2 separate regions of the Homo sapiens genome follow, and region 2 is linked to region 1. Evidence: chromatin loops called from intact Hi-C (ENCODE). Cell type or tissue: sigmoid colon. All regions are shown on one strand.

What was found. A loop is a pair of places that touch in the nucleus more often than their neighbours do. Peaks named below come from ENCODE experiments on the same cell type or tissue, not always from the same donor. Only the 100,000 strongest peaks of a DNase experiment are listed, where the experiment ranks them.
Region 2: a loop joins it to region 1, with 3.0 times the contacts of the local background. A loop is called at or near these places in 2 of 110 quality-filtered maps.

What each region holds. Positions count from the first base shown.
Region 1 is chr17:630,453-638,452 of GRCh38, forward strand. It overlaps VPS53 (VPS53 subunit of GARP complex), which reads right to left. Exons shown (of 22, transcript NM_001128159.3): 8 at 1,098-1,176. Among named protein-coding and RNA genes, the nearest start is that of VPS53, 80 kb to the right of the region's middle. In sigmoid colon, no CTCF peak of the experiment used is centred here; a DNase peak (open chromatin) is centred at 3,469; H3K27ac peaks cover 237 bases.
Region 2 is chr17:509,542-517,541 of GRCh38, forward strand. It overlaps VPS53 (VPS53 subunit of GARP complex), which reads right to left. Exons shown (of 22, transcript NM_001128159.3): 22 at 1-8,000. Among named protein-coding and RNA genes, the nearest start is that of VPS53-AS1, 9.2 kb to the right of the region's middle. In sigmoid colon, no CTCF peak of the experiment used is centred here; DNase peaks (open chromatin) are centred at 177, 1,932, 3,580, 7,430 and 1 weaker place; H3K27ac peaks cover 1,207 bases.

The DNA.
Region 1 (8,000 bases):
GGACTAATGGCTTTCCAATATCTACTCCCTCCCTGCAGTTATATCAGATGACTAAGGAATATGAGGTTCTCCAAGGAAAGTGCTTTACAAATAAGCATCTGATTACTAGCAGACAGCCACAAAATGTGAAGACATTAAAATCAGGAGCGGGCTTCCTATAGAAAGTGATGGGCAAAAGCTGGGGCCGCTACTCCCACTTACTTCCTACATTTCTTTTATGGAACACAAAGAAAAAATAATTAAGATATTTCCAGTTATTGAATTACAGAGCAGATGCAGGAAATGTTCCTTGGATCAGTAAATGAATGTATGTCCCCATCTCTACCCACCGAGTAGGGTGAGGCTCCTTGCCCCTAAGTGCTTCAGTATATTTCTGCCTTGAACAATTCTTTCTCTTGAAATAGCTCAAACAATAGAGAAAAAGTCTCGTATGGGTTCTTTCCTGTCCGACACATGCTAGGCGCTAAGATGGCATCTGCTACAGTTGGAAGGGTGGAGCTAAAAGCAGTTCCCCAAGCAGGATGGCAGCTTGTTACATGAGAAGTGCAACCAACAGCTCCCAAGTGAAATGCTGTGGGCTTTGCAGACACAACACAAACAGCTCTGCTACCAGAGAGAGCTCAAGGGCATGAATTCCGAAGAGCAGGCTTATGGTCAGTAACAGTGAGGCTCCTCACTATATCACTCTGAGAGTTACATAAGATGGTGGATGCTCCACCCAGTTGTCTTTTCACCAAACCAAAACCAGTAAGTTATGTAACAATCCTAAAAACACCGCGGCATGAAGATTTCTTTTAAATACAGCCATGAGAAAAAAGGAATTGACAGGGCATACAAGATAGACGGTTTGAGACCTACATCAAATTAAGCCCAAACAAATCCTCTCTTTCTGAGGCTGGAAGGAAACAGAGGAGGAACTGCCACCACCTAGGGACATTTAAAATCCAGGGTGGTCTCATTACCCTGAACCTGCAGCAGAAGGATTTGCAGCTGCCAGCGAGCATGACTGGAATGATAACCACATGGTGACTGGGGTGAGCGTGAGCTCGGCAAGGATGGTGATCATCTCTAAAGACTGGGGAAACGCAAAGCAGTACCTTGGTGCCCTGGGAAGGAAACGCTTCTTCAAAATCTGCCAGGATTTGCTGTCCTAACTCAGTCTGTGCAGCCTTCACTCTGTGAGGAAGAGAGAACATATCATCACCTGGCATCATATCCTTATGTAACTACACACCGATCCACAGGGTCGGAAGGGCTGAAGTCTTTCGAGAAAGGCCAGGAAGGGTACAGAGACGTCCATGAGGTGAGAGGTCACATACTAGTTAAGTGACAGGTTGATGAGCAGGACCCAGGCATCCAAGATATTCTCAGGGTGAATCTTCTATATCCCCAAAATTCTTCTAGGCCAACCCTTTACCTGAGGTCATATGTATTAATCTTTATACAGTTCCACTGGGGGATAGTCATGCTGTGGGAAAATGTTATAGAATCACATCCACATCAAATATAAATCTAGCTGGGCGCAGTGGTTCACGCCTGGAATCCCAGCATGTGGGAAGCTGACGTGAGAGGGTCGCTTGAGACCAGGATTTCAAAACCAGCCTGGGCAACATTAGAGAGATCCAGTCTCCACGAAAAACAAACTAAAATAAAAAGTACCCAGGTGCGGGGGCACACACCTGTACTCGGGAGGCTGCGGCGGGAGGATCTCTTGAGCCCAGGACTTTTGAAGATACACTGAGCTATGATCACACCACAGCACTCCAGCCTGGGTGACAGAGGGAGACCTTGGCTCTAAAACAAAACACTAACAAACAACAACAAATAAATCCACTTTGGATTACTGGTGTAACTGCTGTCCTACTCCTTGGAGTACAGAATGGCAAGAGGGCTCCATAATGTTTTAGGGTGTTTTGTAAAAAATTATTATGGGTATATAATCATTATATATATATTTATGGGGTACCTGTGAAGTCTTGATACAGGCATACGATGTATAATGATCAAATCAGGGTAACTGGGTTATCAATCACCCCAAGTTATTTGTTACTTCTCCGTGTTAGGAACATTCCAATTCCAATCTTTTAGTTATTTTTAAATAAACAATAAATTATTAACCGTAGTCACCCTATTGTTCTACCAAATACTAGATCGTATCATTCTAACTGTATTTTTGTGCCCAGTAGCCATCCCAGTTACTCCCCGCCTCCCTGCTATGCCTCCCAGCCTCTGGGACCCAGCGTTCTACTCGCTATCTCCATGAGTTTACTTTGAAAATGTTTAGCACCCACATGAGTGAGAACATGAGGAATCTGTCTTCCCGTGTCTGGCTTATTTCATTTCACATCACGTCCAGTTCAATCCATGCAGCTGCAGTGTTTTGGGTTTCCTGTTAACCCAGAAACCAACAAGCTCGTTAAGTTTTTAAACAAATAAATGAAAAGAATGTTTTCTAAGGTAAAAACAAAAAGAGCCAAGTGACAAAATGAACTGCTAAATGATCACTAGTGAGGGCCACTGAGTGACCATTTAAGTTCAGAAGTTTGTGAATATGAAAACGGAACTGCAAGGAAAACCAGCTAGAAAGGGGAGGCCAGTACTCAACAGTGGCCGTGAGTGTACTAGGAGCTCAAGAACTGTGCGTGTACTTGAATGCAAGGGCAGAAAGGAGAAGCGGCTAGGATGGAAAGCGGCTATGGATCATACCCCACGATCAATCACGCCCCGCAATGGATCAGGCCCCGCAATCACGTCCCGCAATCGATCACGCCCCACAATCGATCGCATGCTGTGCATCCCCCACGAGCTGCCTGATGTTGGTGGCCACCGTGCACCGGCCAGCCTTGCAGAGAGAGAGTGGAACAAGATTCTCAGGCCCTGCTGGGCTTCCTGAGCCTGAGGCAAATACTGTCTGGTTGCTAAAAATGCCTTAAAAGAGCACACTTCCATTCTCGGTCTCCACCCTGTTCCTTCAGAATTAACTTTATGAAGTTTCTAGAAATAGCAACAGCTCAAAACCACAATTTCTTTGGCTGCTAAGGAGTGTCTGGCAACCTGCTGAGATTTTTTTTCAGATGAGGGGATAGGCATGACCCAAAACAATCTGTTTTTTCCGTGGCGTGGTTACAATTATACCTTATTCCAAATACTTTCCAAGGTTTTTCCAGTATCTTCAAAACTTTTAAAACCACTCTTAGAGGTGGGTTTGTAGCCTTTTGAGTCAGTTTTCAAGGAGGCCAGAATGATCCAGACGAGGCTATTACTGGAATAGCCGCCACCTCCAGATTGGAATCAGGGCCATACGTCTAGAGCTGTCCAGCAGACAATGGGAGACATTCCTTCAGCGTGAACTTTGACATGAGAGAAAAGAATAAAATTGTACTTCGGAGCTTCTTGTGATGCGCACACGAGGAGGCAGCACACAGCCTGCTGTGGTGCCAGGTCACAGGACAGCTTCCAGAGGCTCAGGCCCCCCCTGTTCCTACCCTCTTCTTGGAAGCACACACACAGCACCAGTTCCCTCCTAAGCCACAGGGAACTTATAGTAGGAACTTTTCATGGTTAGAAGAGGAAGGAGTTCTCCTCACAGGGGAAGTCCAGCCGCTAGCCAGGGCACCCACAGTCACATTCTCAGGACTACTGGCCATCTCAATGACACTGGTGGGCCCGGCTCTGCCCCTGGCCCGAACTATTTGCTACTCCATATTCTTGGTGACTCTGGAACTGAGGTGGCAGAAAGGAGAGCCTCTGGCCCAAACTATTCCCTACTCTGAATTCTTGGTGACTCTGGAACTGAGGTGGCAGAAAGGAGAACCAGAGCCTGTGACAGCACCTGGTATCACCAGAGACAAAAAAGAGGAAAAATTACCAGTCTCTGATTTGTAGACTTCCTTGCCATGCTCTTCATTTTCATTTTTTTACATTAAATTATTATGTACACCTTATTTTTTTTTATTATTATACTTTCAGTTTTAGGGTACATGTGCACAATGTGCAGGTTCGTTACATATGTATACATGTGCCATGCTGATGTGCTGCACCCATTAACTCATCATTTACATTAGCTATATCTCCTAATGCTATCCCTCCCCCCTCCCCCCACCCCACAACAGGCCCCGGTGTGTGATGTTCCCCTTCCTGTGTCCAAGTGTTCTCATTGTTCAATTCCCACCTATGAGTGAGAACATGCAGTGTTTGGTTTTTTGTCCTTGCAATAGTTTGCTGAGAATGATGGTTTCCAGCTTCATCTGTGTCCCTAAAAGGGACATGAACTCATCCTTTTTTATGGCTGCATAGTATTCCATGGTGTATATGTGCCACATTTTCTTAATCCAGTCTATCATTGATGGACATTTGGGTTGGTTCCAAGTCTTTGCTATTGTGAATAGTGCCGCAATAAACATACGTGTGCATGTGTCTTTATAGCAGCATGATTTATAATCCTTTGGGTATATACCCAGTAATGGGGTGGCTGGGTCAAATGGTATTTCTAGTTCTAGATCCTTGAGGAATCGCCACACTGTCCTCCACAATGGTTGAACTAGTTTACATTACCACCAACAGTGTAAAATTGTTCCTATTTCTCCACATCCTCTCCAGCATCTGTTGTTTCCTGACTTTTTAATGATCACCATTCTAACTGGTGTGAGATGGTATCTCATTGTGGTTTTGATTTGCATTTCTCTGATGACCAGTGATGGTTAGCATTTTTTCATGTGTCTGTTGGCTGCATAAATGTCTTCTTTTGAGAAGCATCTGTTCATATCCTTCGCCCACTTCTTGATGGGGTTGTTTGTTTTTTTCTTGTAAATTTGTTTGAGTTATTTATAGATTCTGGATATTAGCCCTTCATCAGATGAGTAGATTGCAAAAATTTTCTCCCATTCTGTAGGTTGCCTGTTCACTTTGATCATAGTTTCTTTTGCTGTGCAGAAGCTCTTTAGTTTAATTAGATCCCATTTGTCAATTTTGGCTTTTGTTGCCATTGCTTTAAGTGTTTTAGACATGAAGTCCTTGCCCATGCCTATGTCCTGAATGGTATTGCCTAGGTTTTCTTCTAGGGTTTTTATGGTTTTAGGTCTAACATTTAAGTCTTTAATCCATCTTGAATTAATTTTTGTATAAGGTGTAAGGAAGGGATCCAGTTTCAGCTTTCCACGTATGGCTAGCCAGTTTTCCCAGCACCATTTATTAAATAGGGAATCCTTTCCCCATTTCTTGTTTTTGTCAGGTTTGTCAAAGATCAGATGGTTGTAGATGTGTGGTATTATTTCTGAGGGCTCTGTTCTGTTCCATTGATCTACATCTCTGTTTTGGTACCAGTACCATGCTGTTTTGGTTACTATAGCCTTGTAGTATAGTTTGAAGTCAGGTAGCATGATGCCTCCAGCTTTGTTCTTTTGGCTTAAGATTGTCTTGGCAATGCGGGACCTTTTTTGGTTCCATATGAACTTTAAAGTAGTTTTTTCCAATTCTGTGAAGAAAGTCATTGGTAGCTTGATGGGGATGGCACTGAATCTATAAATTACCTTGGGCAGTATGGCCATTTTCACGATATTGGTTCTTCCTATCCATGAGCATGGAATGTTCTTCCATTTGTTTGTATACTCTTTTATTTCATTGAGCAGTGGTTTGTAGTTCTCCTTGAAGAGGTCCTTCACATCCCTTGTAAGTTGGATTCCTAGGATTCCCAAATTCCTAGTTGGATTTTATTCTCTTTGTAGCAATTGTGAATGGGAGTTCCCTCATGATTTGGCTCTCTGTTTGTCTGTTATTGGTGCATAAGAATGCTTGTGATTTTTGCACACTGATTTTGTCTCCTGAGACTTTGCTGAAGTTGCTTATCAGCTTAAGGAGATTTTGGGCTGAAACGATGGGGTTTTCTAAATATACAATCATGTCATCTGCAAACAGGGACAATTTGACTTCCTCTTTTCCTAATTGAATACCCTTTATTTCTTTCTCCTGCCTGATTGCCTTGGCCAGATCTTCCAACACTATGTTGAATAGGAATGGTGAAAGAGGGCATCCCTGTCTTGTGCCAGTTTTCAAAGGGAATGCTTCCAGTTTTTGCCCATTCAGTATGATATTGGCTGTGGGTTTGTCATAGATAGCTCTTATTATTTTGAGATAAGTCCCATCAATGCCTAATTTATTGAGAGTTTTTAGCATGAAGGGCTGTTGAATTTTGTCAAAGGCCTTTTCTGCATCTATTGAGATAATCATGTGGTTTTTGTCTTTGGTTCTGTTTATATGATGAATTACATTTTTTGATTTGCATATGTTGAACCAGCCTTGCATCCCAGGGATGAAGCCCACTTGATCATGGTGGATAAGCTTTTTGATGTGCTGCTGGATTTGGTTTGCCAGTATTTTACTGAGGATTTTTGTGCCAATGTTCATCAGGGATATTGGTCTAAAATTCTCTTTTTTTGTTGTGTCTCTGCCAGGCTTTGGTATCAGGATGATGCTGGTCTCATAAAATGAGTTAGGGAGGATTCCCTCTTTTTCTATTGATTGGAATAGTTTCAGAAGGAATGGTACCAGCTCCTCCTTGTACCTCTGGTAGAATTCGGCTGTGAATCCATCTGGTCCTGGACTTTTTTTGGTTGGTAGGCTATTAATTATTGCCTCAATTTCAGAGCCTGTTATTGGTCTATTCAGGGATTCAACTTCTTCCTGGTTTAGTCTTGGGAGGGTGTATGTGTCCAGGAATTTATCCATTTCTTCTAGATTTTGTAGTTTATTTGCATAGGGGTGTTTATAGTATTTTCTGATGGTAGTTTGTATTTCTGTGGGATCAGTGGTGATATCCCCTTTATCATTTTTTATTGCATCTATTTGATTCTTCTCTCTTTTCTTCTTTATTAGTCTTGCTAGCAGTCTATCAATTTTGTTGATCCTTTCAAAAAACCAGCTCCTGGATTCATTGATTTTTTTGAAGGGTTTTTTGTGTCTCTATCTCCCTCAGTTCTGCTCTGATCTTAGTTATTTCTTGACTTCTGCGAGCTTTTGAATGTGTTTGCTCTTGCTTCTACAGTTATTTTAATTGTGATGTTAGGGTGTCAATTTTAGATCTTTTCTGCTTTCTCTTGTGGGCATTTAGTGTTATAAATTTCCCTCTACACACTGCTTTAAATGTGTCCCAGAGATTCTGGTATGTTGTATCTTGTTCTCATTGGTTTCAAAGAACATCTTCATGTCTGCCTTCATTTCATTATGTATCCAGTAGTCATTCAGGAGCAGGTTGTTCAGTTTCCAGTAGTTGAGTGGTTTTGAGTTAGTTTCTTAACCCTGAGCTCTAGTTTGATTGCACTGTGGTCTGAGAGACAGTTCGTTATAATTTCTGTTCTTTTACATTTGCTGAGGAATGCTTTACTTCCAACTATGTGATCAATTTTGGAATAAGTGCGATGTGGTGCTGAGAAGAATGTATATTCTGTTGATTTGGGGTGGAGAGTTCTGTAGATGTCTATTAGGTCCGTTTGGTGCACAGCTAGTTCAATTCCTGGATATTCTTGTTAACTTTCTGTCTCATTGATCTGTCTAATGTTGACAGTGGGGTGTTAAAGTCTCCCATTACTATTGTGTGGGAGTCTAAGTCTCTTTGTAGTTTCTAAGGACTTGCTTTATGAATCTGCGTACTCCTGTATTGGGTGCATATATATTTAGGATAGTTAGCTCTTCTTGTTGAATTGATCCCTTTACCATTAAGTAATGGCCTTCTTTGTCTCTTTTGATCTTTGTTGGTTTAAAGTCTCTTTTATGAGAGACTAGGATTGCAACCCCTGCCTTTTTTTGTTTTCCATTTGCTTGGTAGATCTTCCTCCATCCCTTTATTTTGAGCCTATGTGTGTCTTTGCACATGAGATGGGTCTCCTGAATACAGCACACCGATGGGTCTTGACTCTTGAGCCAATTTGCCAGTCTGTGTCTTTTAATTGGAGCATTTAGCCCATATACATTTAAGGTTAATATTGTTATGTGTGAATTTGATCCTG
Region 2 (8,000 bases), 120 kb before region 1:
TAGCCACATATCAAATCCTGGCTCACTCCTCACTACTCACATATCGAATCCTGGCTCACCCCTCACTAGTCACGTATGGAATCCTGGCTCGCCCCTCACTGGTCACGTATCGCATCCTGGCTCGCCCCTCACTGGTCACGTATCGAATCCTGGCTCGCCCCTCACTGGTCACGTATTGAATCCTGGCTCACCCCTCACTTGTCACGTATTGAATCCTGGCTCACCCCCTTACTAGTCACATATCAAATCCTGGCTCGCCCCTCACTAGCCACATATCAAATCCTGACTGGCTAACCCCTCACTAACCACATATCAAATCCTGACTGGCTCCACCCCTCACCAGTCACATATCAAATCCTGGCTCGCCCCTCACCAGTCACATATCAAATCCTGGCTCGCCCCTCACCAGTCACATATCAAATCCTGGCTCGCCCCTCACCAGTCACATATCAAATCCTGGCTCGCCCCTCACCAGTCACATATCAAATCCTGGCTCGCCCCTCACCAGTCACATATCAAATCCTGGCTCGCCCCTCACCAGTCACATATCAAATCCTGGCTCGCCCCTCACCAGTCACATATCAAATCCTGGCTCGCCCCTCACCAGTCACATATCAAATCCTGGCTCGCCCCTCACCAGTCACATATCAAATCCTGGCTCGCCCCTCACCAGTCACATATCAAATCCTGGCTCGCCCCTCACCAGTCACATATCAAATCCTGGCTCGCCCCTCACTAGTCACATATCAAATCCTGTCTCGCCCCTCACTAGTCACATATCAAATCTTGGCTGACCCCTTACTAGTCACATATCGAATCCTGGCTCGCCCCTCACTAGTCACATATCAAATCCTGGCTTGTCCCCTTGCTAGTCACGTATCAAATCCTGGCCGACCCCTTACTAGTCCCATATGAAATCCTGGCTGACCCCTTACTAGTCACATATTGAATCCTGGCTGACCCCTTACTAGTCACACATCGAATCCTGGCTCACCCCTCACTAGGCACATATCCTTGGGCCTGTCACTTACCCTCTTTGAGCCTCCAAGTCCCGTCCACTAAACGGAGCTTAACTTAGCAGGAATTTCATCCGATGAGATAATGTATCCAGGACACAGTAAATACACAGTTACCTTTTCCTTCCCACCCCACCAACATGTACAGATAGCACTGAATTGCCCAGGCCCTCTCATGACCTAAGATACCACATGCAGGCCACACAGCAGCTGGACTGTGCAGCCAGGGCCCAGGGCTACCCCAACTGACCTCCACTCCCCTCAGCACCCTCCTCTGGCCTCCGAGCTAGCCAGCTGCTGATCCAAAGCTCTGGATCCTTTAGGGCTGTGCAAAGATGTGACAGGCATGGGTATGAGGCTGTGGGGGACTCTGTGTGTAAACTGATGTTTCTTTGTATAGCATTTGATATTCGGTGTGGGTATGAGGTTGTGGGGGGCTCTGTGTGTAAACTGATGTTTCTTTATACAGCATTTGATATTGGGTGTAGGTATGAGGCTGTGGGGGACTCTGTGTAAACAGATGTTTTCTTTATATAGCATTTGATATGTATTCCATTTGCCTTCTAAAGCCCTCCAGTGGCTGCTCCAGTTGGTCCACTGCAGTGCTTGATTTTGTGAAGAACCCTGTGGAATGTGGTCTCTGGCAGCTGAGAAGTGCCTTCCTTTTCCATCAGCGCAAGGCAAACACATGAAGGGAGCTGGGGTTTCTTGCCACCATTTCACCTGAGACCCCTGAAAGCTGCAGCCCACACTGCAAATACTTTTCTTGGCCCTGGAAGTAGAGGGAAGTTTGTTGAGAAGCTGTTCTTAATTTCTCACTTGTTGAAAAATTACCCAAAACAGGAGGCAAGACAATTGTGCAAATTCCATTTGATGACTGAGCAGAAGCTCCCAGAACCCTCGGATGAAGTGAGCAGCATTCCCAGGAGGCGGGACGTTGGACGCTATTTTTATTTTAACATCTCATATTGCCCCAGGTTCTCTGAGTCAACACCCTCAAAGGGGACAGACAGAAACAGAAAGGAACTTTTGGGCTGATTATAAGGATTCAGCTGGCCTTGGGAAAAGTCTAAACATCTTTGAAACACAATTGGAAAGTAATCCAAACAGCCTGTGAGCTCAGGCTTCCCAGTTAGAACTGCCTGTCCCAAGTTAATCTTGCTTAGTTTTTTGGGGGGCATCATACCTAAAGAAGAAGAAGAAGAAAAAAGGCAAGAATAAGTAAAAGGAAAAAAAAGAAAAAGAAAGGCAGGCAAGAATTTTTGTCCCTGTCGGGAGAAGAGTCTGGTCTGTGGACACCAGACACCTAAGCAAGTTTCTTGGAAGGGAGGCTTTGGCAACCCTCGCAATTCGCATTCACAGGAGACATGCCCTATTTTCCACAACAGGCAGCCTCGCCACCAGCCCCAGGAGGGAGGAAGCTCTCTTCTCAGTGTCTGCAGGTTTATCCCTAAATGCTACGGAAGCAGCAGCTGCCAGGGGAAGGGGATACTGCTCAGTCTTTTAAAACTCTCGTGTAAGCTTGATATTACAGTCATGACCTAAAAAGGCAAAGACCAGATATGCGGAGCTCGCTGCGGATGTAGCCTGCACACGGCCGCAGGATTTGTCACCACTCATCCATGTTTAAAAAAGCCAGTCCAGGCAAGACAGCCACAGGCTCCCGCCCACAAGTGATCACGAACACACTTCACACTGCCTTATGGCAGAGCAAGTGCATATAGCCCGGTCTTGTGTGACCTTCACAGCCAATATTCATTATAATCCCCTCTCACCAATATTGAAAATGGATGCTCAGGGGATCAGTGACTCGCCTGGTGTCAAAGTGCCAGGTCCAAATCAAGACCTGCAGATCAAGTCTTCTGTGGATGCTTCCAATCCCAGGCTGCTTTCATTTCTGATGGACACGTCCTTCATGTCCCACAGATCCATGGATCGCCGGCATCTTCCCTCCTGTTCACATAGGTGAGAAGGAAGGAGCTGGCAGGCAATGCCCTTCCAGGTGGGCTACAGGGAAGGTTCTTTTCTCATTAGGTTGATCCCTTGGCTTCCCTAGTAAAGTGGGGAGCTGTTGAAAAGAAAGAATGGAAACGAGGTAATGATCCTGGAGCCTAATGGAAGGGCCGCAGCCAGTTTTCCCCTGTTGAAAGGACACAGGACTTCCCGAAGAGTTTTCATGGCAAAAACGTCCAACCAGCTACTAAGGAAACAGGATGGACTCATGCGTGCAGGAGAGAAATCACTAAAGGACACAAGACTTCCCAAAGAGTTTTCATGGCAAAACGTCCATCCAGCTACTAAGGAAACAGGATGGACTCATGCGTGCAGGAGAGAAATCACTTGGCCGTCACTGGAAGAGCAGGCTGTGATGGGAACGGTAAGGACAGAGAAGGGAAGGTTCACAGGATAGAAATTCACAGGGCAAGTAGGGTTCCAAGTCAGAAGCAAAACACTTTACACAACATTACAGACAGGCTCCACTGCAACTGGGCAGGTCAGGACTGGGCTCAGTCGGCCACATTCTGCTCCCACGCGTTGCTTCCTTAGACTGTCAGGGAAGGGAGAAGGGCAGCCACCAGGAGCGGCCAGGGTCACGGACTTGCTACTTCTTTCCTAGAGTCTGTTCTGTTTTCTGTCAGCAGTAAGGAAATACATTCTAGCAAATGACATCCAGTAATGCTTTAATTAACTGCAGTATTTTGTGCTCCAACATGCAGGCAGAAATCACTTCCAGATGGAGAAAATGAAAGCTATTTACACAAAGAAGCAATCCCTTTATTTTAAGGAAATTTATATCTCCCAAAGGTGTAGAACTTCGAGGGTCCAAGAGGCTATTCTGATGAATACTAAAACAGGACTGGGAATTTTTATTTAATATATAAAATGTCATCGTACCCTTCATGTAGGCCAGCATTTCAGGTGTCCATGTTTCTAAGGCTTTTGCTTAAATTGCCCATTGGAGCTCTATTTTATTTTTAGGAATCTGACTTGGAGTAGACGAGAAGTGTGAGACACTTGCTGTCACCCTCAAGCAGGCAGGTTGTTCTGAGTGCTCTTCCTAGCGAAGGAATCCCATTTCCAGCAGGTTATTCCGAGTGCTCTTCCTAGCGAAGGAATCCCATTTCCAGCAGGTTATTCCGAGTGCTCTTCCTAGGGAAGGAATCTCATTTCCAGCAGGTTATTCCGAGTGCTCTTCCTAGGGAAGGAATCCCATTTCCAGCAGGTTATTCCGAGTGCTCTTCCTAGCGAAGGAATCCCATTTCCAGCAGGTTATTCCGAGTGCTCTTCCTAGCGAAGGAATCCCATTTCCAGCAGGTTATTCCGAGTGCTCTTCCTAGCGAAGGAATCTCATTTCCAGCAGGTTATTCCGAGTGCTCTTCCTAGCGAAGGAATCCCATTTCCAGCAGGTTATTCCGAGTGCTCTTCCTAGCGAAGGAATCTCATTTCCAGCAGGTTATTCCGAGTGCTCTTCCTAGCGAAGGAATCCCATTTCCAGCAGGTTATTCCGAGTGCTCTTCCTAGGGAAGGAATCTCATTTCCAGCAGGTTATTCCGAGTGCTCTTCCTAGCGAAGGAATCCCATTTCCAGCAGGTTATTCCGAGTGCTCTTCCTAGCGAAGGAATCCCATTTCCAGCAGGTTATTCCGAGTGCTCTTCCTAGCGAAGGAACCCCATTTCCAGCAGGTTATTCCGAGTGCTCTTCCTAGGGAAGGAACCCCATTTCCAGCAGGTTATTCCGAGTGCTCTTCCTAGGGAAGGAACCCCATTTCCAGCAGGTTATTCCGAGTGCTCTTCCTAGGTAAGGAATCCCATTTCCAGCAGGTTATTCCGAGTGCTCTTCCTAGGTAAGGAATCCCATTTCCAGCAGGTTATTCTGAGTGCTCTTCCTAGCCAAGGAATCCCATTTCCAGCAGGTTATTCTGAGTGCTCTTCCTAGCCAAGGAATCCCATTTCCAGCAGGTTATTCTGAGTGCTCTTCCTAGGGAAGGAACCCCATTTCCAGCAGGTTATTCCGAGTGCTCTTCCTAGAGAAGGAACCCCATTTCCAGCTGTGCACATGCAGCATTTCCCCTGGCATTCTTTCAACAGGGAACCAGGTCTCCTCATCCGATGGCAATTCAGGAAGGGTTGGTGTCATACCCTGCATCGAGCAGCAGCCTCGGACCTGCCCCCACGCTCTGCGTGCCCTGTACTGGTCATGCTGGTCTCAGCTTGTCTGCTCTCAGTCCTGTCTGATCTGCACAGAGGAGCCACCCTAGACATAAGAAATCAGGCACCCCTTCTCGGGGGTGGGCAGAGCCCTGGGTACTGGCTCTTTGTTCTTCGAGAGAGGAAGGAGTGGCGGTAGTTAGCTTCAATCCCTGAGCTGGGTTTGGAGATCAGAACACCTTGTCCATTGCGGCTCCTGTTTCATTGTTAAGAGTCCACACAGGATGTTCTCTGGCCTGGACACCGCTAAGCCAGCTTTCAGACAAGTCCCCTCAGTAAGAGCAGAGTGAACTCTTTATTGATTATACAAATTACCACTATTTATTTTAAACCCAAAGTGACTTCAAAGTTGTTTTTTGGTTTTTAAAGGGGCTACAGAAAATGGACTGAGGGGAAGGAATGGGCACAATATCTAGGTCTAGCTGAATCACAGAGCTGTTAGCTGCTGCTTTCATCCACAGGTACTCCTTTTACCTTATTATTTTTTAGAGAGTCTTGCTCCGTCACCCAGGCAGGAGTGCAATGGCATGATCTCGGCTCACTGCAGCCTCTGCCTCCTGGGTTCAAGCGATCCTCCTGCTTCAGCCTCCTGAGTAGCTGGGATTACAGGCGCCCACCACCACGCCTGGCTAATTTTGTATTTTTAGTAAAGACAGGGTTTCACCATGTCGGCCAGGCTGGTCTCGAACTCCTGACCTCACATGATCCACCTGCCTCGGCCTCCCAAAGTGCTGGGATTACCAGTGTGAGCCACCATGCCCGGCCTATTTTTTAATAGAGATGGGGTCTCACTCTGTTGCCCAGGCTTGTCTTGAAGTCCTGGGCTCAAGCAATCTTCCCACCTCAGCCTCTCAAAGCACTGGCATTACAGGTGTGATGCCACAGTACCCGGCCTAGGGTGCCCCTTTGATACGTTATTTTTGAAGTGATGTTAATAAATAAAGCTTCTGCTTGGGGGTTGGTCATCAAAACAAGAAGAATCCTCATCAGTATGGAGAGAGCCCAATCCTGGGCATGGTCCCCACCACCACCAAAAGTCTTTTTTTTTTAACTGAGTCTCACTCTGTCTCCCAGGCTGGAGTGCAGTGGCGGGACCTCGGCTCACTGCAACCTCCGCCTCCCGGATTCAACTGATTCCCCTGCCTCAGCCTCCCAAGTAGCTGGGATTACAGGCACCCGCCACCTGCCTGCTTTTTTTTTTTTTTTTTTTGTATTTTTAGTAGAGATGGGATTTTGCCATGTTGGCCAGGCTGGTCTCAAACTCGTGACCTCATGTGATCCGCCCACCTCGGCCTCCCAAAGTGCTGGGATTACAGGCGTGAGCCACCGCGCCTGACCCAACACAAGTTTAAAATGAAAGCTGTTATCAGTAGAGAATCTTCACCACGTTGGCACCAGCTCAAGTGTAGTGTCGGCGCACTTTTAGCTTAGAGTCAGAAAAATAGACATGTATGAAAATGCGTGGCAGGAGCCCTTCCATAAAGCAAATCTCTCTGTTGCAGTGGTTCTTAACAAGGTGTAAACGTTATAACTACCTATGGAACTTTTAAACCTGTATGCCAGGCCCCATCCAAACTTACTGACTCAAAATCTCCGGGCATCTGTTTTTTTGTTTGTTTTGAGATAGAGTCTCACTCTGTCGCCAGGCTGGAGTGCAGTGGCGTGATCTCGGCTCACTGCAATCTTTGCCTCCCGGGTTCAAGCGATTCTCCTGCCTCAGCCTCCCAAGTAGCTGGGAGGTGTGCACGCCACCACACCCCGGTAATTTTTGTATTTTTTGTAGAGATGGGGTTTCACCATATTGGCAAGGATGGTCTCAATTTCCTGCGCTTGTGATCCGCCCGCCTCAGCCTCCCCAAGTGCTGGGATTCCAGGCGTGAGCCACGGCGCCCGGCCGGCATCTGTAGATTTTAAAAGGCCCCAGTGGTTCTGATGCACACCCCCAGAAGAGAAACACAGCGTCTCTACACAGTACTGAGTCCCCATCAAGGAGACATTTAACAGAAACTCCTACTGACATCCATTGGTTCCTTGGGGATTACTGACAATGTAACAAATCAAGACAGCAACTTCCCTGGCTGTGACCACCAACTGTGGAAAACAGCAGCTTGATAGCTCAATGCTGTGATGGAGCCGTCCGGAAAACGACTCCTCAACAATGAACCAAAAAGAGAAGTGGTGATCTGTACACAAACGCCAGGAGTGACAAGAACCAGGTGCAGGAGTCCACTGGCTTTCCCAGCTCTCCTGGGTTGAGGACAGACGGCTGAACTGGCTGTGCTATTTGGAGATGGGCCCCACCGCCCCTTTTCAACTGTACGGCTCAGGCTGCTTAACCATAGCAACTCCATGGGCTGGGGTGGGGGCATCTACAGGGCTTCCTGGGGGCTCTCCCGACTGCCGCCCCCCGCCCTTGTCTTATTTGGAATCTTTTCCTAATAGACCTCAACTGAAGGCCGCATCTCCTTCTCGCAACACTTCTTTTCTCCTCCGCATTCTCAAATTTGAGACGCTTGATGCGTGAGAGTCAAACCAGCTAGCAAGGACAGCCTGGAAGCCGATGAAGAAATGACACTCAGGATCAGAGCTGGACGGCATCGGGGAGAAAGCCTGGCAGAGAGGGCAGGGGCACAGAGCAGTGGTTATGTTGGGAAACAAGGTGGGGATGAGGAAATCAGGTTTCCAGGCAGATTTCCAAACCTTATTCCTACTGTACGGCTGTTACAAGTTTTATGGATTTTAAGGAAATTTCCTCTATCCTGAAAACTTTTTGAGA